Regions from separate parts of the Mus musculus genome. Here all the other regions are linked to region 1. A link is a loop called in an ENCODE intact Hi-C map of the cell type or tissue named here. Cell type or tissue: left cerebral cortex. All regions are shown on one strand.

What was found. A loop is a pair of places that touch in the nucleus more often than their neighbours do. Peaks named below come from ENCODE experiments on the same cell type or tissue, not always from the same donor. Only the 100,000 strongest peaks of a DNase experiment are listed, where the experiment ranks them.
Region 2: it touches region 1 in a loop (2.4-fold over the local background); 13 of 42 quality-filtered maps call a loop at or near these places.
Region 3: a loop joins it to region 1, with 3 times the contacts of the local background. A loop is called at or near these places in 13 of 42 quality-filtered maps.

Annotation. Positions count from the first base shown.
Region 1 is chr2:93,952,719-93,960,718 of GRCm38, reverse strand. It overlaps Gm13889 (predicted gene 13889), which reads left to right and starts at 3,619. Exons shown (of 1, transcript NM_001145034.1): 1 at 3,619-4,909. The coding sequence starts at 3,961. The coding sequence ends at 4,332. It overlaps Gm39884 (a long non-coding RNA gene), which reads right to left. Exons shown (of 2, transcript XR_001783415.2): 2 at 7,952-8,000. Gm33160 (a long non-coding RNA gene) reads left to right here and starts at 3,199. Exons shown (of 2, transcript XR_374805.4): 1 at 3,199-3,277. In left cerebral cortex, a CTCF peak has its summit at 3,537; DNase peaks (open chromatin) are centred at 3,569, 4,179, 5,669, 6,720 and 1 more place; H3K4me3 peaks cover 2,643 bases; H3K27ac peaks cover 3,174 bases.
Region 2 is chr2:93,883,993-93,891,992 of GRCm38, reverse strand. It overlaps a transcript of Accsl not described here. Among named protein-coding and RNA genes, the nearest start is that of Accsl, 19 kb to the right of the region's middle. In left cerebral cortex, no CTCF peak of the experiment used is centred here; a DNase peak (open chromatin) is centred at 264; H3K27ac peaks cover 287 bases.
Region 3 is chr2:93,866,893-93,874,892 of GRCm38, reverse strand. It overlaps Accsl (1-aminocyclopropane-1-carboxylate synthase (non-functional)-like), which reads left to right and starts at 5,736. Exons shown (of 15, transcript NM_001033452.4): 1 at 5,736-5,871. The coding sequence starts at 5,850. In left cerebral cortex, a CTCF peak has its summit at 3,893 (motif pointing left); a DNase peak (open chromatin) is centred at 3,877.

The DNA.
Region 1 (8,000 bases):
ATGTGACTCAGCTGTGTGGGTAGCTAGTGGGCTCTGCCCAAGCATACTCTTAGAAACCATGGGACAAAGCTCTGTGTGGATGGCCCTGTTGCCCTCTCCATCCCCGACCAAGGGCTGAACTGGCAGTTGGTTGCCCATTTACCCTCCTTTCAGAACAGTCTGTCTTGGGCTCCTTTGCAACTTTGTTGGTGACATCAACTCCCCCAGAACCTTAGCTGGCTTCAGGTTTATCTGGTTCTAGACAGTTCCATGTGGCTGTTAACTGCTTTCCTGACAGTTACTGTCTCTCTGGCCAACCGGTCACTTTTCACTATTTTACAATGAGAGTCACCCCAGGGAGATCCAAAAATGATAGATTTGGATGACACCTTTAATATACTACTTGGCCCTAGCAGTGATTTTGAAGACTTAATCTTTGGCATAACAGGCAGGCTTTAAGAGACTCTGGGCCCTGGTCTGATCACATGCCCTTTGGATGTCTAGATGGCTTTTCCAACCCCAAGGACATCAGTTTTCTGGACTCTATTTCTGCCTGCCTCCTCTTGCAAGCCAGCCAATCTCTTTCTTGTAATATCTTGCTAAAAGCAACACCAATCAGGCAACACGTGCAAAAAAAAAATTTTTTTTTGGCTCTTCCTAACCATTTTTTCTTTGGTAGAATCTTATAGGCTCAGTAGGCATGTGGTCTGATTTCCAAATAGCTGTCTGTACATGATATCAGTGATAAGCATTTTACTCTGCCATAACAAAGGTCTTGGGGTTCTACTCTCTAGTAGCTGTCTAAGCCAGTGCTGTGGATTTGAAATTTATCAGGAACAGCTTTCCCTTCTGGGTACCCATACTGATATATGGAGCATTGCTTAAACTCCTGTTAAAGGCAATGCACAGAGCATTGCCTAAAGTTTTAAGATGCAAGCTCACTGTGTTCTCGGACCTGGTATAATTCTGTCGTGAGCATTTCGGATCTCACACAGGCAGAAAATGAGTTTTGGTGGCCAGCTGACAGACTTTACACCTGATAGTAAATAGTACCCTTGAACGCTTACTGGAGTCAAATGCACAAAAGTTAGCCTTGGTCCCCGTGACCACACCATATCTTCAGATACATCACAAGTCAAACCATTTCTCTGCATCCCTAATGAGAGGCTTTAGTGGACTGAGTCTGAGGTCATGTGACCCAAGGTCATGTGACCGGAGGCCACGCCAAAGTGGATACCCTGCTTTTTCCCAGGCTTCTCTCCTCACAATATTCAGACTGAGTTTTGGAAAACATCAATTGGAGGAAACTGTTTCAATACCATACTGACGTCCTCGTGGTGAAATTCTGTCCCTATGACATGGTCTCACGACCTTACGAAGCTGTATCTACTTCTTGTCTTCCTCCCCTGTTCAGTCACAAAGGCTGCCCCATGGTTGCTGCACTCACCAATCTTTTTTTTTTAATTATTATTTTTATTGGATATTTTATGTATTTACATTTCAAGTGTTGTCCCCTTTCCCAGCTTCTTATCTGTAACCCTCTATCCCCGCCCCCTTCCCCTGTTTCTATAAGGCTGCTCCCCCACCCACTCACCCACTCCCTCCCCACCACCCTGGCATTTCCCTACACTGGGGAATCAAGCCTTCACAGGACCAAGGGCCTCTCCTCCCATTGATGCCTGACAAGGCCATCCTCTGCTGCATATGCAGCTGGAGCCATGGGACCCTCCATGTATACTCTTTGGTTGGTGATTTAGTCCCTGGGAGCTCGGGTGATGGGGGGAGGGTCCTGGTTGATGTTGTTCTTCATATGGGGCTGCAAACCCCTTCAGCTCCTTCAGTCCTTTCTCTAACTCCTCCACTGGGGTCCCCACGCTCAGTCCAATGGTTGGCTGTGCACTCACCGATCTTATTGTTGCCTTAGTGATCTGTACCTGATGTCCAAACACTTTCCTCCTGCCTTGGCACCCATGTGGTTTGTTCCTTCATCACCCCCCAACACACACACACACACACACACACACACATACTGCTTAATTTTTCACTTCAGTGTGGTGGCTAAGAGTGAGCACTTGGGAGCCAGGATGCCTGGATCTCAGCTCTACTGCTGACTACTGTTGGCAAGTTGCTTAGCTCTCTTGTGCCTTTGTCCTCTCATGAGTGCACAGCGGTGATAGTGACTCTGGCTACCCAAGGTTGCTGAGAAGCTAGCATAGTGCACACTTGCAATGGACGAGTTGAGTTGATGCATAGCCAGAACTTACCCTAGTGCGTTTGGACTGCTTGGCAGTGCCACCCACTCTCTCCTGGTGACTGGCTCTGCACACCTCCCTCTGCATTTCCTTCAAGACTCCAGTTCTTGTTGATGTTTTCATGCTCCCTCCCACTGGAGTGCAACTTTTAAGAGGGAGGCTGTGGGCTCCTTCTGTGTCTCTCTCCCTGTCTTAACAAGCTCTCCTGTAGCTTAGGCTAGCTTGGAGTTCTCTATCCAGCCAGGGCTGGCTTTGAACTCCTGATTCTCTGGCCTCCATCTCCCAAGGGCTGGGATTACAGGTGTATACCACCGCCCTGTATTCAAGGACTCTTCCATTGCTGCTCTTGTTTACACCCTGAGTGCTCACACAAAGTCTTAATTGGCTTCTGGTCGTGGATATATAGGGAAGCCAAACCTCACTGAGACCCTCTGTTGCCAGAGGCGGTGAGTATCCTGGGCAAGGCCTCTCTCCAAAGTCTTGGGAATGCTACCCTTAGCATTAGCCTCCGGAGTCTATCCTACCCGTTTCCTTCAGTTTCTAGTGGACTAGTTAATTAGCCCTTCCGAGCCTCCCTTTTCTCGTGTGAAATTGAAGGAATACTAATTATCCCACCCGGCTGTTAGGAGGATGAACAAGATAATATATGTTCAGGGAGCTTGCTAGCAAGCTTGAATAAAGTATACCAGATGGGAGCTATTATTATTGTTGTTAGTGCCCTATCCAAGTGCCACTCTGCGGTTCATGAATGGGGGTGCCGGAGGGACTTGGGGTGGGGAGAGTGTGGGGAGAAGCATCTAGGGAATGGAAGAACTGGAGTGGAATAATGGGGTGTGTTTGTATTCGTGCGTAAAGGCGTGTGTGTGTGTGTGTGTGTGTGTGTGTGTGTGTGTGTGTGTGTAGAGCTTACGGAGCCTGGGGAGGGGGTGGCAGAGTTTCAGAAGCCCTCCCATTTTTCAGAGATCAAGCACTGGGAGTTGGGCACCCTGGCTGTGGAGACTGGCAGGAGAACCAGCAACTGCCCTGTGGCCAGTGTGCCTGGAAAGGTACCAAGGGGGAAGAGCCTGCGCCTCTGGAGTGATTGGAGCTGGGGGGTGGGGGAGGGTGGGGAGCGATCTGAAACCTCTTGGCCACTCGGATCTGTGCAGACTTGGGGCTGGGGTAATCCCAGAACCTACAGTGGTGGCTCGGTTCTGTGGGTCCAGAAGCAGCGGGGTGCTCTTGCTGGATGGGCCGCGGCAGGCGGGGCGCGCCTTCCGGAGCGTGGCTGGCGGGCGGTGCCGGGGAAGGGACCGTTACTTTCCCAGAGTGGCGGGGAGGGCGACGTCAGGCGGAAGGGCGCGGGGCGCGCACGCTTTAAATGGCATTCGCTGTCATCCGAGCTTGCAGCCGTGTGGGCAGAGGCGGGCTATATAAGCGGCTAGGCGGGCCGCCGCGGGGTACACGGCGACAGCGACAGCGACCGCGACAGGGGCGGCAGGGAGCCTCTCGAAGCATCGCCGAGCAGCGCAGCGCAGCCCCGCGCCCCCCGACGGGCCCGCCCGCCCGCTATCCCTCTCCAGCAGCGTCGGCTCGGGCCAGCGAGGCCCGCCGCCACCCCGCAGCAGATTTGGATCCCCCGCCCGGAGAGCCCCAGGCTGTCGCCTCCCGGGGGACCCCGGAGCCGCGGCCGCCCCCGGAGAGCCCGGGCGCCCCGCCACCCCCCGGCTCCGCACCCGCCGACGGCGCCATGGCGGCCGCCAAGCCCGGCGAGCTCATGGGCATCTGCTCCAGCTACCAAGCGGTGATGCCACACTTCGTGTGCCTGACCGATGAGTTCCCGCAGCCGGTGCGGCCCGCCAAGCTGCCCAAGGGCAAGGGCCGGCTGCGGCGGCCACGCCAGTCCCGCTTCAAGACGCAGCCGGTGACCTTCGACGAGATCCAGGAGGTGGAGGAGGAGGGGGTGTCCCCGATGGAGGAGGAGAAGGCCAAGAAGTCGTTCCTGCAGAGCTTGGAGTGCCTGCGCCGCAGCACGCAGAGCCTGTCGCTGCAGAGGGAGCCGCTCGGCAGCTGCAAACTGAGGAACAGCCTGGACTCCAGCGACTCCGACTCGGCCCTGTGAGGCGGTAGCCCGCTTGGGGACTTGCTCCACCGCCAAGCGCCGGGAAACAGAGGGAGCATCCGGAGGGGACCCGCTCCCCAGGCGGCCCCGACCACCCGGGGTCAGCTCCCCTCACTCCTTGGGACTGTAGCCCGGCTGCGGACCCACCGGGGTCCCGAAGAGCGTTCGGGGACGCCAGGGAGGGGAGTCGCTTTCTTTGCCCTTGTAAATGTTTATTTTTTAACTCTTTCCCAGTCCGAACTCTGCTGTGAGTGTGCGCGGGAGGCGGCTCCGCTGAGTCGGCTCGTCGCCGGGGGTCGCCGATGCAATTCGGATTCTGCACACCGCTCCACTGTGCCCCACCTCCAGCGCACACCCGTTCACACTCACGCCGACACTTTCGCTGAACACTTTTTATAATTGTTGGGCTAACTGAGGGGACTTGGGGCGCAGCGCGGCTGCTGCTGCAGCCGAGGATTGATATTTATTTTTGCATTGCAATAGCTGAAGGCGTTTTATTTAACGGTCTTTTTACCTGGATGTTGTCTGTGAGGAGTCTAAATGGACACAAATAAAGCCAATATATTTACACTGTGCACTTCTCCGGGCTTTGGACTTCTTGAACCTTAGGGGTCCGGTTTGGAAGGCAGAGGAGGAGGGGATGTGGATGGGGGGGGGGGCATGGAGGATCAAGTGGAGGTAGCTCACAAAACTTCCAGATTGAGGTGACACCTCCGGTGCTCCTGCCACCTGGTCTGCTCTCCACACGGTCTGAGAGGCGAGGGTGATGTTCCGAGGATGGAGAGCGCACTCTAACTGTGACCTCCCAGGGAGGTCCAGGTCACTTAGCACTTAGCAAGGTTCACTCCACTCTCTGCCCTTTCCTGGCCATGGTTTCTTTGAGGGAGTGCTGGGATACCGCAGGGGACCAAATTCGAGCCAACAATGGGCAAGTCGGGCTGGGATGTTTGAGCCGTGGTACCCGAGGGAGAGCGAGTGCGTGGGTGAACATTCGCTGTCCCCGCAGGTGAGCGACTCTTCCTCCCGTCCCGCCCTCTCAACCCTCGCTGACTCAGCTCTGTGCCCGGTGCACCTGCGCTTCGGGTGATCAGGTTCCTTCCTCCCTCGCTTTTCCTAGGCTCCTTCTAGCTTCCGCCTAGGAAGAATCAGAGCCTTCAGGCGCCAGGTTCCCACGGCATCTCTCACTCGTTCTCGGCTTGGGTCTTGGTTTTCAGCGAAGAAAGCAAGCCTAGCAGCCAGGAAGGAAGCACATGGAGTGTGGAGGGCTGCAGATTCTTCTGACTCTGGCTCTACTTTCCCTTTCCAGGGCTCTTCAGCAGCCGCTCCACATTCCAAGTCCCCTGAGCTAGCTAGCTATGTAGAGTGTCGCCTACGCCGCAGGTGGCGACCCGAGTGACAAACAACATTCGACTAAGAAGAGCCTGTGCTCACACCCAGTCTCTGACCAGCCCTACAGAATCAGTCCAGGGCTAGACTGCTTAATCCTGAGAACAGATACTACCTCTGCTCGGGGGTAACCTGGTCCCTGTACTCAGGCGCCCCCTAGTAGTGGTGTGTGTGTGTGTGTGTGTGTGTGTGTGTGTGTGTGTGTGTGTGTGTGTGTGCCAGTTTGAATCTCTGTCTGTCTGCCTGCCTGCCTGCCTGCCTGCCTGCCTGTCTATCTTCTTGGCACACGACCCACTTTAGGATCTGAACTGCCCTTTCTCTCCTTACTCTGTACCTCTTGAAGCCCTACTTCTGCAAGCCAGAAAGCAGCAGAAATGGAACAAACAAGGAGACACGTTAGTTATGAAAGGTTGCCTCCCTGACTGGCTCAGAGATGGGAAAACAAACACCAGGTCCTGGTGATTAGGGTCTTTAGCTCCATCCCAGCCCTTGAGAACACCATGATACTCAAAATGGCTCCCTGTGACAGGAAGACTGACAGGATGCCCTTAGCTGCCAGGGCTTCACTTTTGAGAGGCAACTATGGTTTGATAACAGTCACTGCAGCGGTCAGACTGGGCTGGCCCGAGCTCCAGGGTGGGGAGCAAGAGGCTACAGCTCCACTATGGACTTTCCTGTCCCCCCCCCCACCTTATCCTTGTCTAGCTCTTCAACTGTGGCTCCTTTTCCTCCTGAGAACCAGATGTCCCAGGTGTCTGGATGACACCCCCTACCTCACTGAAGGCCTTCCTAGACTGTCTCCATGGGCCATCCCAGCCCACATGGAGGGTTATTGTAGGATCCATACACAGCCCTCTGACTCTGCTCAGCCACTGGTGGGAACCAGCGCTGACTAGCCACTTCTGAAATGTTTGCTGGGTTAAAACGAATCAAAAGGCAACAGAGAGCCCATGAGTTCAGCATTTGTACTCCCGGAGAAGCGGTCATATGTTTAGTGGTGGTGGCAGTGGTTGTGGTGGCAGCGGCATCATTGGCGTGTGTATGTGTGTGTGTGTGTGTGTGTGTGTGTGTGTGTGTGTGTGAGACAGTCTTATTTGCCTTGGCTGGCTGGCCTCCAGATCCCAATGCAGCTGAAGACAGCCGTGAATCCCTGCTTTTGCTGCTCCGCTTCCCAAGTGCTGACGTGATAAGCATGTTTCACTAATTCTTGTTTGTTTTTGGATTATTCTAATATTTATCATCCAAGGAATATTTGTTCAGTAGAGTGCAAAATTCATCCTTTATACTCCCACCGCCCTGGGTGAACAGACGGACATTTTGGAAGCCCTGTCTAGGTGTACACATTTGGATTCTTGGATAAAAGGGGTTTGCGCTCTGTGAGTTATTGTCAGGCTTCATTATGACTTGAGTGTATCTGCATTTAGTGTCCGTAATACAGATCTGCATCACTGTTTAATAAAATCCTATTGGGTAGCTGACCTACATTTAAGCTAAGACCTCTGCTTACAGCCATAGAAGTGATATTCCATCTGTCCCAGGTTCTTAGAAAGTTCTGGGGCATGATGGGAAAAGATGTGCAGTAGAGTCAGTGACTCAGAGAGGGCTAGTGAGGAACACTGAGGTTGTGATGTGGCCACGCCTAAGGGATGCTGGTGCCCTTATCTGGCTGGCACCGAGGAAGACGGAGGTAAGTCTTGGGAGCAGGGCTCCTTCAAAGGGCCTGGGAATAGCTCTAGGTCATTCTCCACAGCTACACAGGGAGTCTGAGGCTGGCCTGGGGTACCTGAGACTTTGCTGTTAAAATACACTACACACACACACACACACACACACACACACACACCAAACTAATTAGTGCATTATAAACTGGTATTATATGTTTTTAATTCAACCTATGCTATTTCTAGAATACAGACTCCTAGTTTTCTGTTCTAAGCCTCTGTACCAGCCATGCGATCTCAAATGCCTTTCAATCCTATTACCTCCCTCTACAATGCTGACACCAGGTGTACATGGCTAGTGATCTGAGAAGGTGTGAAGTATTTGTAGCTTAAAATCTTGGGCCCCAGCATTTGCTAATACCTCTGCTTGTAGCTTTCATGGCTACAGCACCTCTCTGGGGGAATCTTTCCCAACTCTGTCTCTCAAGATCCAGCTTGCAGCTACTCCAGTCTTTCCAACGTTAGTTCTTCTTGCCCTGTAGCAGATTATTATGAGAAAGACAGGCAGTGTCTAGAAACATAGGTGCATTTTATTTAGCCCACACATTAAGAATTGAGACT
Region 2 (8,000 bases), 69 kb after region 1:
CTTCCTTGTGCTTTCTTTCTCCATGGAGTGCACCCCACCCCTGAGTGCACCCCATCCCCCATTGTGCTTGGCAGCTGTAGAGGGAGGGGTGGCTGTTTGAATGGTTTCCCCCCACACAAGCCCCCATCTTTCCTGTCTTCGCCCCCCCCCCACCCTAGTGAAGTTGATTGTCCCATTCAGCACCCCTCCCCCTGATTGGCTGCTGTGCTTTCCAGCCCCTTGAGCTGCCTAGTTACCACTGCACGTGCAGCCCACAATGAATAAGTGATTCTGTAATTACTGCTGGCACCCAGCCCGGCACCACAGGGTAGGGAGGAAAGGGCTCGGAGGACAAAGGGGCTTCACTGCAGGAGGGGCAAAGAGGGCAGTCTGAGGCTTTGCTCTGCTTCCAGGCTAGGGGCTCTGGGTCTCCAACCTCCCACGACAAAGGCGGGAGCTGCAGCTAAGAAGGGTCTGTGGTAGCAGTAGTAGGTTTGTGCTGAGAGGCCATCCTCCCACCCACCTCCCTGCCAGCCAGGCCTGTGCTTCACACACCACATCCCACAGGGCCACCAAGTAGTCCCCATTTCCCAGGAGACTGTTTCTACCACTGAAAGTCCCATGTCTCCAGGCTTCTGGCAAATCTGGACTTGTGGCTATAATATGTCATGTTCTCAACAGCTGGGCCAGAGAGTGGGTCAAGCAGGGAAGGCCCAGGGCACAGAAGACTAGAGCTGAACCCAGGTTCTGAACCCCTAGATCTGGAGTGAATGGGCTGTGACCAACTGCAGAGTTGAATGGGAGGCCGCGTTCAGTGGACTTCCCACTTTCCTCTAGCACGGGCCCAAGGTCCCTGCCCTACCTCCACCTCCCCAGAGTTTCTCTGCAGTGACTGCATCCCGGATTCAGACTGCATTCAGAGTCAGGGCAACAGGGAGCTACCCTCAAGAGTGCCAGGCCTAGCTGGACTTTTAAGGCATAGTGGAAGGGCCAAGCTCTGGCCTTGGAGCCTGAGTGACTGACCTAGTCTGTCACTCAAGTGACCTAGGAAGCCTAGATCCCTTGTGGAGATGGAGGGCTTAGTTTGCGGATGAGCTGGAGCTGTGGCACTCAGGTGCCTGTTAGACATGCTCATTTGAGTAGCAGGTGCCAGCTACCCAGCTTTTAGAAGGTGCCTGATGAAGGCAAATGAAGATGCTGTTCTCCCTAAGGCCCATAAGAGACCATCCTTTGAAAGCCCTTAGCATGGTTCCTATGGGGAAATTGTAGCTAACTACTACATCACGTTGTGCTTATTTTTAATCTCTTCTTCCTCTTCCATCTCTTCCTCCTCCCCCCTACCCGAGGTCAGGGACTCAAGCTAAGCACTGCCTCCCCCCCCCCCCCGACCCCACCGATATCTCACAGCTGTATCAGGATCATGGTTGGTGACTTCACCAGTGAGAACTGAGGACAGAGACCAATGCTACCCTAGGGCCTAAAATAGAGAGAGCTCCCTCCAAAGCCAGGCTTCGCAGGATGATTTGCCCATACAAGGCCAGAATCGCCACCTGGCTGTCCCTTGAGGCAGGGAGTAGCAAGCAGACTCGGTCTCGGGTGTGCTCTGGTTTTTGCCAGATCTGCCCAGGGCCACCCCGGGAATTCTACTGGACCCTTCGTGCTCAGATGGATGACTCCCTGGGGAGTGAGTCCCTGGGGAGGGAGGTTTATTTGAAATCAGTTTAAGAGAAAGGCAGTCCCTGGCTCCATCCAGCACCAGTCTCCCAATCGGACATGCTGGGGCTCTGACAAGAAAGAGGCCCAGATGAAGGCGTCACCTAAATCCAGTAGGAAAGGCCCCTCTAGAGTCCTGCCTCTACCTTGAAGGAGCCGTGTGACCTTGGGCTAGGCACTCCAGGCCTCTGAGCCTAGGGCTTATCTGGAAAATGGGAATTATAATGTACATGTGCCTTGTTGGTTTCTAATATGGATTAACCTGTACAGAATATCGAACAGAGACCTTACCAAGCTCTGGGATGACACACAGTAGGTGTTCTGTATGTGAAGAACTCTTCCCTTCCAACCCTAAGGTGGCATACTTATGAACTGGATGATGGGGGGGGGGCGGTGTTGGTGGGGGGAGTGCCTCACCTTCTGGAAACATCACGCAGGGTCCAGCTCCCTCAGGGAGGTGGCGTTCAGGTCTGTTCCAGCTCAGGAGCCTCTGGGCCCTGTTTTTGAACTGCATGGTGTCTTCAGCAATGGAGACTTACCTCCCACCTCTGTGAGTAACCAAGGGCAATAGCAGTTTTGAGAGTCTCCCGGATAGCCCTGACCAACAACTCAAAATAAGGATCCTCATGTCTGGTATTGGGTGATCTTTAGCTCTTAGAGGGAACACTGTCAACTCAGATGAGAAAAGTTCATTAAAGCTATACATGTATATACACACACATACATACACATGCTTACATGCATATGCACACACATAAACACACACAAACACTTGGAATTACATATAATACAGTCTTTGTAGGTAAATAGTTAATGGTGTGATTCCTCATGGTCTTCTAGGACATCCTTGTTACGTTCCCCTTTCTTCTGTATTTATCTTCCTTCCTCTCCCTGACGAGCCTTCCCCCTCCCCCAATCAGATCACTCATCCCTATCCCCATCTCTCTTGCACCCCCTTTCCTGGTTTCTGCGGTTAACTCTAGGCTAGGTACTCCTATCTGAAGATTTGAGTCAGAAGCCTCCAGTGAGATAAAGCACGTGACATCTGTCTTTCTGGGTCTGGGTTACCTCCTCAATATGATCTTTTCTAGTTCTATTCATGTACGTGTAAAGTTCATGATTTCAGTTTTGTTTTGTTTTTTGTTGGTGTTGATTATTTATTTATTTATCACAGTTGAACAGTAACCCGCAGTGAACCCCAAGGATCCGCCAGACTCTACCCCCCCACCCCCGCAGCATCGGGGTCTCAAGCTTATAGCACCACCCTCTGCTCCTTTTCTTCTTCCTTTCCCTTTTTAAACATGAGTGGTAGGGATTGAACTCAGGTCCTCATGCTCGCCTGCACAGTAAATGTGTTAGCATCTGAGCCCTCCCTCTCCCCACCCTCCACAGGGCTCCTCTGACTCGCTTTTCTTCATCTGTAGACAGCATTAGGAGGGTGGACCTGAAGCCATGTCTGAGATTGAAGTGTAACTTGTCCTATGTCAGTGTGGTCAACCTGGGGACGTTACTCTGCCTCTCTGGGTCTCAGTTTCCTCATCTGTGGAATGGTTGTGATTGGGGCGCATGTCTCCCCTTGTTCATGTGGTCCAAACCATCTGGTCATGTAGGTCAAACATCTGCCACGTTCGAATGCTGCTCCAGTGTGTCATCTATGTGACCTGCAGCAATGAAAATCATCTCCCCGACAACCCTCAGAAGCGAATGCCACTTCCTACTTATAGATGTGTCATCTGAAGCCTGAGGGCATTCAGCTGGAAGATGTCAGAGCTGGAACTCCAAGCCAGAGACTAACCTCAGAGCCCGGAGCCTGAGAAGCAAGCATCTGCTTAGTCTGATTGTTAACAAGGTTTCAGGAGGTGCTTGTTCCTCCACCATTATGAGATGCAGTCACCAAACAGGAAGATGAGGCATCTCTGTCCCCAGGTCTCTAACGAGAGTGCTGGTGTGACTCAGTTTCCCTACACGGGCTTGTCCAGGAAGGGAGAGCTCCAGCTCCTTGAACCTAACCCAGGACCTGCAGAAGGATTAATGTAACAAGCTAAGGCAAGAAAATAAAATTAAACAAACAAAAGAAACGCAAGCAGGAAGGCCTATGATATGTTTAATGGTGCACAGGAGACGTGTCAAAGTCACGGTCACTCCACAAATGAAACCAGGATCACCCGTGGCTGAGCAGAGACTGAGCTGCGTGGACCAGAATACCCATGAGAATATAATCATTATTAATGCCACAGTGTCCCCAGGCCTCCCTGGAGCTCTTGCATCCTAGAGGAATCAGCAAGAGGGCTGACTTTGGGTGCCTCAAAGCCACGTGGGTTTTCTCACGCTTCATGGATACCTTCCTCCTTCGTGAGATTAAATATCCTCCCTCCCCTTGCTCTGGCTTTTTGAGGTGTAGAGAGGTCTCAGGTTCCTCCCAGAGATGGCAACCATGGAGGGGGCTCCACCATAGCCCAGTGAGTTCTGAAGCACAGGCCCATCTCGGTAGCCCTGCAGTGCAGTAAAGTTTGGAAGCCAGAGCTGACCCACGAGAGCCACCGTACCAGCACCCCTAAGAGGACCCAGAAGTCTCATAAGGTTGTTGCAAAAAAAAAAAAAAAAGGGGGGGGGGATGAGATACTGCTTTGAAAATAAGTTTATTTTCAGCACTTAAATGACAAATTTTATCCTAGCTCTAGGGGGGAGTAGCGGCACACCTTTTGATGTTCCCATCAGTTGGAACATTGACATTCCATTCAGAAGACCAGCTAACAAAACTGAACTACCGGGGGAGCCAGGAAGCTCCGAAGAGCTCATTTGTATCACCAGCCTTCAGCCCTTGCCTCCTTCCTTCCTCTCCCTTAGTAAGTGATTGATGGGGCGCTGGAGAGATGACTCGGGTGGTAAACTGCTGCTGCCGAAGCATGAAGAACTGCGTTCAGACATCTAACACACACGTGAAAAGTCAGATACGGTAGTGTGTGCATACACGTGGTCATGCACACACACGTGTGCACACATGCACAAGTGTACACACACACACACACACACACACACCCCATATCATATGAAACCTGAACCTGCTCTAGGCAGCTCATTTCTGACAGAAGAACCAAGGGACTGGTATATAAGCAGGAAACAAAATATCCTCAAAATCCACTCATCCCACTAGCATTTACTGGACACTTAATGTGTGCAGGCGCATCTGTTCGTTGCTGGAGACACAGGCCTGAAGCCCCTGAAATAAAGCAGGCATACTATCCAAGCTAACTCAGGTTTCAGACTTACATTAGACTGGTAAAGTTTACCTGCCACATCTCAGGTTTGCGTGGGTCACGTGACAGGAGAAGCCATCTCTTCCTGAACGTTCTCAGCAGAGCTGGTTTTGTTGTTATTGTTGTTAATCGTTATTTGTTTTGCTTTGCTTTGCATTGTTTTGTTTGACTATATTTACTGGGACTCTCCGCTCTCATATCCCAAGCGGCCAGCTCTGTAACCCGGGGTCTGCTTGGTGAGCTGAGTTCTCCCAGCTCCAGGCTTCTTGCCTGGGTCCTCTGAGGAGCTTCTGGTCTATAAAATAGCCAACGGAAAGGAAAAAGTGGGACAGGGATAAGGCGTGTCATGACTGGATAAGGTTTAGCAAATGTGAGAGCCAGCCTCCAGGAGTTTACACTACTGTTTAAGAAGAATGTATAAACACATCCCTGGAAGTCACCTTCACCCTTAGTCAGAGATGGTGACTCACATGGGGCCAACTGCATGGAGGAAGAGCTGGGACAGAAAAGTCCAAATAAGTTAAAATACGGTGCTGCTGTATCCAGAGCCTGGAACCTGGGGTGTTTCCAACATGTCCTGGCTTTGGACAGGGCCGCACAGTGAAGCAGAACCCAAGAGTCCCAGACCCTGGTCTCTCCTCCTCCCTCTGGGACTTCACTCCCTGTCTCTCAGATCTGTTCATGTCACCAACCCTGCCATGGCTCATTGCCTCTCACCTGGGCATCTGTTTGGCCGGCACATCCTCCTAGCCTCCCGTCCCAGCCCCACACAGTTAGGCCAGATCCACCCCTGGCTGGCCTGCCGCTTAGCAGTCTCAGCAGTCAGCACTGGAGACTTATTGGCGAGCTTGTGGAAGCGATAGCTGCTTCCTCCACTCTGCAGCGTCCTTGAGTGCAGGGACTGGCTCTGGTTTTCCTCACCTCTCTGTCTCCTGTGCTTAACAAAGCTTTTCCCTTTACCCACTGAGCCATCTGGGTGGCCCAGAGAAGGGAGTTTTGAAGATAAAAAAGAGAGATGTGGCATTTGCACACGTGAACTCTGGGTTTCTCTCACAGACAACAGAATTATGACGAAGCACCTCCACATTGGTCTGTTAGGAGCTCTGGCTCGGCGGCGGGACCTCTGCTGTATCTGGGTGTCTGTGTGAGGGGGGTATGAGGTGAAGAGAGGATTTTTTTTGGTAAGAGTATAAAGAAGTAAGTGCACATTCTATTTGATGACCTATGAAAATGCAAGTCATGCCAACCCAGTTCTGGGGTCCGATGGCAAACTTCTATGATGCTAATATTTGCACAGATACAGTCAAAGATCCTGTGTGAGGTTCCACACTTATGTGCTCCATGTCTGTGAATTCAGCCAGCCAAGGATTGAAAGACCTTGGAGGGAAAAAAATAAGTTAAGGTCTCAACTCAATATACACAGACTATTTTTCCTGGACAGTAAGCATGGTGAGTGTTTATACAGCACTTACATTTTATGGCGTATCATGAACAATCTGGAGGTGATGGAAAGTATACGGAGACCGCTCGTGGGTCGGTTTATATAAGAGGTTTGAGCATCCGCAGCTTTGGGTATCTCAATGGAGGGGCATGAAGCTAGCCCTCACTGGGCAGCGAGAGGCTCCTGTTTCTGCTGCTTGTGTGGTACGGTCAATGAGAGGAGAGCATGAGCCATGGCAGATCCTTGGAGAAGATGTAGGAGAAAAAAAAAATTAAGGACTCCCTGCCAGACTGTTGTTCCTGGTCTGCTGCCGAGGTCCTGGTATGATCCTGTGGCTCTTGCCAATACTCAGCCTTCCTTAAAGATCCAGAGATGTCTGGATGTAGAGAAGCCTCCATTCTTCCCCTTCATCACCTGGTGATGGGGGTCGAACCCAGAGCCTCACACGCGCTAGGCAAGTGTTCTGCCACTGAGTTATACTCCACTTCTTTGGAATTGATGGTTCTGAGACATTATCTTGCTACGTTTTCCGGGCTCTAACATGTGAATCTCCAGCCTCAGCCTCCAGAGTAGCTGGGATAGACGTGCTAACATGCCTGGCCTACTCATTATGGCGATATAATGTTTAATCAACTATTTCCAAAATAATTTAGCAATATCTACCAAAACCATAAAGACAGGGCTGGGAGTTTGCTCAGTTGATAAAGTGAAGACCGAATTTCATGCCTGGAATTTGCATTTTGAAAAAAAGGCATTGTGGTGGCACAAGCTTTTAATCCCAGTGCTGGGAGGTAGAGAGAGAATTCTAGGGCTTGTCGGCTGGCCAGCCAGCCTAGTGTACTTGGAAAATTCCAGGCCAGTGAGAGAGAGTCTCAAACAAACAGAAGTGAACTTACTTTGTATGCCAATTTACAAAACAACAATAGGTACACCAGCTTTAAAAATTAAAAGTGATCAATGCCTGAAGCATGACAACTAAGGTTGTCTTAAGGCCTCCACACACATGTGCAAATGGATGTACACAATCCTGGCTACATGTGCACCCTCTTCCTATCCCTCCCTGCTCAGACAGAGACACAGGGTAAAGGCAGACGTGCTTGATGCGGCACATTATCTCTTAGGAATTTATTTCACGGTTCCACTTAGAGTTATGCGAAGGGATGAATACATAAAGATGTGCTAGCTAGTGTTCCTTAATGCTATTTACATTATTTATGCCAGCACATAGAATGATTGTGACGATCAAGAAGCGGCCCAATCCACTGTGGCATTAGCTGCAGACCATGCTCTTTGCATTTTTTTTCCTGACTTGAGAATATTCCTTCTTTGTGTGCTTTTTTGATTCATCTTCTTCTAAACACACATCCTTATGTGGCCCTCAGCACCAGCAGATGAGTACTTTCAGGCAGCACAGCACCCAGAATAGTACATACAGTAACGTAGGTACATTATAATGCCCATTAACAGGGTCTGGCTCAGGGCAGCTGCTTGATAAATCACCATTGACTGATAGAAAGGAAGAGGAAGAAAGAGAACCTCACTGTGCCCATACGGAAAGAGTCCCAAGATACAGCTAAAAACAAAGTTCAAACCAGTGAGAACACGGTTAT
Region 3 (8,000 bases), 86 kb after region 1:
TATTGCCAGGATTGCTCGTGATGTGGCCAAGAGGGGCTCCCTCAGGGCTAGTATCTGCCAGATGCCTCTATCCTCTCAGTAGAGAGCCATATGGGTTGTCACACCCTCTGTGTGTGCTGTCACTTCTCCAAGGCTGAGCCTTCTTCCATCCAGCAAGGGCCAACACTGAAGAGGGCATTCCCTCACTGTGCGGCTTCTGCTTGTGTGGTGTTTTCTAATGTGTCCATGACTGCACCCTTGGCCAAGTCCAGAGCCAGTGTGCAAGGGCACAGATGTAGCATATATGCATGGGGCTTTGGTGTTAGAGGCTGAGGGGGTGAAACTGTTTCATAGGTATATTCTCCAAGGTGTCTGGCAAGGCTCACCAGAAAGTGCTTCATGACCAGGGCTCTGGGTTGAAGGAATGCTCTCCCTCTGGTTCTGTAAAGCTGGAGAAAGGAGCAGGGGACACTCCTGGGGCCCGGAAAGAAGGGCTAAGTCTTGGACACAGAGTCTGGATCTGAGGCAGATCCTGCTCATCAGAAGCCATTGGCCAGAGGAGGGGTCTCTGGGGACAGAGCAGACTTTCTGCCAGGAAAGCACTGGGAAGCCACTGACAGGCATGGGGGCCAGAAAAGGCCCCATGGAAAGTCACAAGTCCTTTACAGAACGAGGCCCCTTGGGGGAGAGGGGAAGTGGTGGCTTCTCTGCAAAGATGGAGGTGGGGGTGGGGTGTGACAGTAAGAGCAGTCAGCAGAGCTCCCTCTGGAAGGTTTCTTGTAACAGCTTCAGCCTCAGGAGACCGGCAAACCCGCGGTTAAGTAGCACTCAGAGAGAAATGGCAAAAGAACAGACGCTTAAGCTATCGGGTGGGGGTGAGGGGGTGAGGGAGGATGGGCTGGGGGGAGGGGGAGGGGGATGGGCAGGGTACACTGTGGCAGGGCAAAGGTCAACTCACACCCGCCATTTATGTTCTCTCAGCCACTCCTCCCGACCTGCCTTTGTAACTGAGAAGATGCTATGCCGAGATGCCTAGCTATCTACCCGGAGTCTGAGCTGAGTATTGACCAAATGTATATATATCCATACCACACTGCACAGACAGATATCTCCAGGAGCTCTGACTAGGAGCCCTCCAGGGCCTGGACAATTACCCAGTTTCAATTTCTGCCTAAGCCAGACACCCTCCTGACCTCTGGTCCCAGGGAAACAGAGCCTCGCACTGCACAGTGTCCCACAGTCTGCCGCCGGCTCCTGTGCCCACACTCTAGCCCTTGGGACCTCCCTGGGGAGGAGGCTTGGGTACCCAGTAGATAGACTGTGTCTATGAGAAATAAAACAGCTCTGTGCCCAAGCCCTGGGGGATGGGAGTGGGGAATTTGCTAGCCAGCCTAGCCAGGGTAGGAAGACCTTGGAGGAAACAAATGGAAAGAGCCCAGGGAAGACCTAGCACAGCTCTCCTGCAGAACAGCTCTGGCCAGAAGAGTCTTATTCATATTTGAAGAGGAATCGGATACCAGGTCAGACTAAGACCTGAGGGAGAGAGAGGGGCCTGCTATCAGAACCACTCTCTGCAGCCTAATGAGATGGAGGAAGAACCCCAGAGAAAACACAGAGAGGGGCAGGGGAGAGAGCAGAGAAGGGAGGAGGGGCATGGAGCACTCAAAGGAGGGAGGAGGGGCAGGGAGCACTCAAAGGAGGGAGGAGGGGCAGGGAGCACTCAGAGGAGGGAGGAGGGGCAGGGAGCACTCAAAGGAGAGAGGAGGGGCAGGGAGCACTCAGAGGAGGGAGGAGGGGCAGGGAGCACTCAGAGGCTCCCCTGTGGACCCACTGAGTGTGCCTTAGAATATGATTCTCAGCCTTCTGGGATGTCTGTGGGAAGCATGGCTTCTCTAACACCATGAAGATAAAGGTTAGGGTGGGGTGAGAGGCCACTGAGACCCATCCCCTATTTCTCTAGCAGAGGTCCTACCAGGGCTTGGGGCATTAAACGTGGATGAGGCGTGGCATTGGTTAGCAGGGCCCTGGCTGAGACTGCTACACTGGGCTCACAGAAACCAGGGTGATAACCTCACAGCAAAGACAATCTCTAAGTGGCTCCAAGCACAGGTATAACTCGCATGGCCATTGGCTGCCTGCCCCTGGCTCAACTGCAGCGAGCAACCCATGACAGACAGGTCCAGAAAAATCTGGGCTTTGTTTTTTTTTTTTTTTTTCCCTCCCCACATTTAGAATAGAAACCAAAGTCCTAGCTTTGTTTGCTAATTCGGAAATCCATTTTTCATAAATAGCAGCCCTGGAGCCATTGCTACCCCCAGGGCCTTTTCATTTGCTGCTGTTCTGCCTGTAAGACTACTCCACAGAGCTGCATACTCCCTAGGTTCCCGCAGGCTTTTGTCTAGCTCCCTAGGTAATAGCATCCTCTCACGCCTTCAGTCCATTCCAGAGTGCATGTGGCCCACGGGCTGCTTGTGACTGAGACACATACTGTGCGTATGTGCTTATGACTGAGCAAGGCTAATTTGCTCCTGCTGCTCTCTAACGGGGCCAGATGTTGTTGTTTGCAAATCGGGTTCAGAATTCTCTGGAAAGCAAGAACAGCTTTTTTGGGGGGGTGGGGGGCTGTCTGACTTCCCATGCAAACACTAGACAAGTAAACAGAAACAGTGACTTGGTAACTACTGTGTGCTTGGTACCTACTGGGTGCATGGTCCCCATCGGATAAGGGAAGGGACATGCAACATGACTGACCTGGTGGAGTCTGAGTGCTCTGAGAACCAACCATGGGGGAAGAGCTGAGGCCTGAGGGCACAGGGAGGCTGCAGGCAGCATGGACTTTCTGGAGGGAAGGGACCACTCTGAAGGACAGGCCCTGTAGGGTGAGTGGTTTGAAGAAGCTGGAGCCAAGGCCTTTCTAGCCTGTGTCCTCTTCAGCCTCTCACTCTGGGTCATGTCAAATCGCCCAAAGACAAGCACACTACAGGAGGATTCTTCAGGGCCGGTCTCTGTGGCCCGGGAAGACGCCATGTTGGGCCTGGCTTCAGACTAGATTTCACTCAACTAATGCAAGTAGCTTGAACTTGGATGAGGTTGAAGAACCCTGCTGGGTTCAGTGTGTTCTCCTGTAAATTAGACCCTTTGTTTATCAAATTGTCAGGAAGTGTCTTATGTGAGACTCTAGCCCTGTGACACAAAACATAGCAGTGGTACAGACTCCAGGTAGCACCTGCAGCTGGGGTAAGCCTGGTGCTTTCAGGGAGGACCCCTGTTTCTCTCTGAGCCTTTGATCATCACGACCAACCTTTACCTTTCTTTGAGGTGTGTCAGGGGTTCTTGGCAGGCTTTGTCCCCCATGCCTCTATCTCCAGGCTTAGCAGGTTGCTCTCTGGAGGATGCTGGGAGCAGGAGCAGTTGGGAGGAGGAGTCTCCCCTCATCAGCTACTGTTGCCTACTTCTGCTGTCCCCACCTTCAAACCCAGGGCCTTCTAAAGCTGGCCAAGTCAGATGCTGCTCATGGACTCTTGTCTGGTTTTGAAGCAGAACTTTGAGAAAAGGTGTGAGGAAGGACAGGAAGAGGTGGCTGGTGAGTCTGGGATGTGTTTATGTAGGAGACTCTGGCTGAGATTACTCACTCTGTCCAGTCCTCAAAATGCAGACTCTGAACCATCAGGGGATACAGGAAGTCAACAGTTGTGGAGACCTACGAGGGCCTGGCAATGGACCTCAGGCACCTCTAAATTCCAGCCCTTCTGCGGTCACCTACTATACCTCAGGGGCTGAAGGGTGATAGCCATGACTGCACCTGGCCTTTTCTTTATTCGGACTGCAGCCTTTGTGGACCTACACTGACTACCACAAGTTCCATGAATAGCAAAAAAATAAGGACTTAGCGCCCCCTGTTGGCAAATCTGGGTTATGTCTGAATGGCTGGAAGTGATGCCCCAAAGAGGAGGCTCCAAGCCAGCCCAATGTGATAGGTTATAAACAAGGGCTTTTTCTCTAGTAAACTCTTCCTTCTGCTGCCAACATTCACCAAGGGCATACAATTGCTTAATTTTAAAGTTATCATCTTCACTCATTAGTCAATATAATATGGGCTAGAGAGCTGGCTCAGTGGTTAAGAGCACTGGCTGCTCTCCCAGAGGTCCTGAGTTCATTTCCCAGCACCCACATGGTGGTTCATGACCTATAAAGGGATCTGACGCCCTCTTCTGGCATGCAGGTGTACATGCAGCAGAGCACTCATACATAAAATGAATAAAATAAACACAAAATTTAAAAATCAATATACTATACTATACTATAAATAAATGTTAATCAAACATAACCAAGATCCCTCTCTATGTGCCTTGGAACCAGAGAGCAGAGAAGCCTAAAGCCCAGACCTCAGATAAGTGCCTTCGGGCATCCACTCACCCACCCACCCACCCACTCATCCACTGACAAGGTATTAACATCCATTAATGTTATGAATCTCGAGGCAAACAACTTTGGAAAGACAGAAGATTTATTTCCATGCATAGTTTTGAAGGCTTCAGTTCACAGTTGCTTAGCTCTGTTAATATTAGACCAGGTAGCATATCATACTGGGGAGCCGCTGGTGGAGAGGAGAGGAGAGAGAGAGAGACAGAGAGAGAGCCAACAGCACTGCTTTAAGGCCTTAGGAGGAAACTTTCAGTCCAAATCCCAGCAATTATTGAGCTCCTGGTCTTCCTCAGACAGACAGCAATAAATAAGACAGTTGAAGCATCTCTCCTCATGGGGTTTAGATTCTAGATAGGGGAGCTGGAAAGAAACAACACAGAGAAATGAGTCAGGTGTGTTTACCATTTAGAAGAAAATAATGCCATTAAAAAAAAAAAAAACAGAAGGGCGAATGAGGAGGGAAAGTGGCCGTGGGGCAAAAGGAGGGGTGGACGTTAGCAGTCCAGAGTCCTGGGGTCCCTAGACCAGCACCCAACTGTAGCCCAGGGTCTCACTACATAAACCAGGCTGTACCTGAACTCAAGGAGGCCCTCCTGTCTCTGCTTCCCACGTGCTGGGATTAAATGCACGTGCCACCACACCTGGATCATCTTTCCCTCAAAGTTTGAGAGCAGGGCATGGGTATTCTGGAAGGATAGGCTACTTTGGGTCCACATCTGTCCCTAGACAGTCACGGGAGGCTCAGTCACAGCTGAGACATTTCATACAACCCTTCCTGCCCCGTCATGTCAGCACACATCCATCCTCCAGTTAGTCTCCACACCACCTGGGATGTAGTTTTCCTGGCCTCTGTCTTTCCCAAGGAGAAAGGAAGGCTTGCCAAAGCCACACAGGCAAGGGACCCTATGTCCTGGGCCCTAGGGGATGGTGCCTGGGGTTCCTGGTGCTCCCTCCAAGACCTCTTAATGCAGTGGCCCCTCCTGTGCTGACTAAACCCCACTTCAGCCTACTCTCAAATATGGCCTCCTCAGAAACGGGGAGGTACCATAGGCTTCTTTGTGCTTTGAACAGGCTCCTCCCCCTCTGGTTACTTTCCATAGTCAGTGAGCACCCGATTCATCCCGTGTCTTGCCTGTACACACAGGCCCTGGCTCTAGCCTCCTTCGAAGAGCAGGGGCCCTCCCAGCCTGTGAACACTTCAGCTGAAGCCAATACTCTTCAGATTTGCTCCAACCGGATACTCCGAGCCAGTTCTCTGTAATTATGCCAAGGCCATCTAGATAATGGGGAGCTGCTGGGTAGTTGGCTCCAGGAGGGGAAAAGATGGGTCTCATTACCCTGCAAGCCACCTTGTGCTTAAAAGAGAGGGGAGGGGGCGGAGGAGCAAGCTTCTGCTCCCTGAATGACAAAGACACTCCTGGATTTAGACTTCGGACTGCACAGAGATGAGTGAGAACAGAAATGAAGGTGAGCTCGGTGGGGTGACTACGCAAGCCATGAGAATGGAGGGAGGCAGGGACTTTGGGCCACACACAGTGCCCTGGAGCTTAAAAGAAAGTGGAGTTTTATTGTCAAACGGCTTAGACCTAACATTGTAATACAACATTATCCATAAAGCCGGTGCTTGAGAACTGGGTAGTGGAGCTACAGAAGCAAAGCAACAGCAACCTCGGTGTTTTCCGTTTTGACTCTGTGTTGGGTTATGTTCATGGCCGCACTGGGGCACACGAGGCACGGCCACTAGGGGCCGATGTGCCTGGAACCTTCCCTGATAAACACATCCTACTTCTGTGTCTGGTAGACTCAGTTCATTCCTTTGAGCCTCTATTTCTCATCCACAAAGCGAGGCTTGTGGAACTAACTGGAAAGACGGACCAGGTGAAGCCTAGGGGAACCCTACCCTAGCACTGAGCCGATCCCTGCCTGGCTCCTTCCCACCTCCTCTGCTCAAGACCTACCTTGAGCCCGAACTCATGGCAGAGGAACATCGTGCCAGCAGCAGCTTGTCTGACCCTGATGCTGATTTTAACCAACCTGGAGGATCTGGAAGGTAGGTGAGGGCAGACTTAAGGACCCTGAAACCAAGGCAGAGCCAAGGGGTTTGAAGGAGAGGACTGATGAACCCCAGTTCTAATGCTTAGGGCTTGGCTTTAGGGGCAACATTTCTTTGTGCTGCAGCATCATTTACATTTCCTATATAAGAAGTCTTGTCAGAGTCCCCAACTTCTAAGTTCCCTGATGACCTTAGCCCATTTTCACTTCCTTCTTAAAAATACATCTTCCAGGAGAATGCAATTCTTTGTGTGTGGACACTGCGTGTATAGAGAGGGGAGAGGTCACTGTTGAGTGTCTTCATCACGTTCCACCTTGTGCTTGAGATAGAATCTCTTACAGATGCTCTCTGTTTGGGCTAGACTGGCTGGCCACCGAACCTCCTGGATGTTGCAGAGCATGTTTAGTACTTTGAAGTGCTGATACTATACATGTGTAGAAGAAGCAACAAGGTTTTAGACATGTGTGGGTGGGGTTGTTGTTGCTTGGAAAAAAGCTGAGAATCACAGCATATGGTGGAAGGGTCATAAGCCTAGTTTTCTGGGTGGAGGTTGTCTTAAAGAATGAGAGGCAGTGGTAGCCTCAGGCAGCCCCACCACCTGGAGTTTGCTGTCTTGGTTTGTTTCGCTGGCTCATTGAGGCATTAAGAAGGTATTTCTTGGTCGCTCCTGGTATTCTGACCGGTTTTTAGAAACACTGGTAGCATGTTCACTGAGTACAGACCTGGGAGCTTGGTAGAAATGAAGACTTTTTGGTTCTTACCCCAACCTTGATCTAACTGAAGTCCAGGAACTTGGCTTCACTGTCTGAGGCCCGTATCACACTGCTAGGTGATTCAGATGGGCCACAGATGAGCAGCTGCACCCTGGGCTAGGGAGACTAGAAATGAAAGCCCCGAAACAGCTGTCCTGGCACACTAGGAACCTGTGTGAGGGCAGGATGGAGGGACTGGGTATCTGCTGTGACTATCTTGGTGGAGGATGGGGAAACAAGCAAAAAGAAAGGTTTATGTTCTAAAACAGAGGTTGGCAACCCTTTTCTATAAAGGTCGGGATGGTAACTAGTTGAAGCTTTGGGGGGGGGGGGTGCTGGAGCAATGTCTCAGCAGTTCAGGTGTTGATTTTTAGCACTTGCATGTGTGCTCAACAATCTGTAGCCTCAGGTCCAGCATATCCAGCACTCTTCTGATTTCTATGGGCACTGCATGCATGTGGTACACAAACAGAATGCAGGCCAAATATCCATATTCTCTCTCTCTGTCTCTGTCTCTCTCTGTCTCTCTCTCTGTCTCTGTCTCTGTCTCTGTCTCTGTCTCTCTCTCTCTCTCTCTCTCTCTCTCTCACACACACACACACACACACACACACACTGTTTTTCAAGACAGGATTTCTCTATGTAGCTTTGGCTACCCTGAACCTCATTCTGTAGACCAAGCTGGCCTCAAACTTACAGAGGTCTGCCTGCTTCAGCCCCCCAAGAAGCGCTGGGATGAAATATGTGCACCACCACTACCCAGCATAATTAAATAATTAAATTCAAGAGTG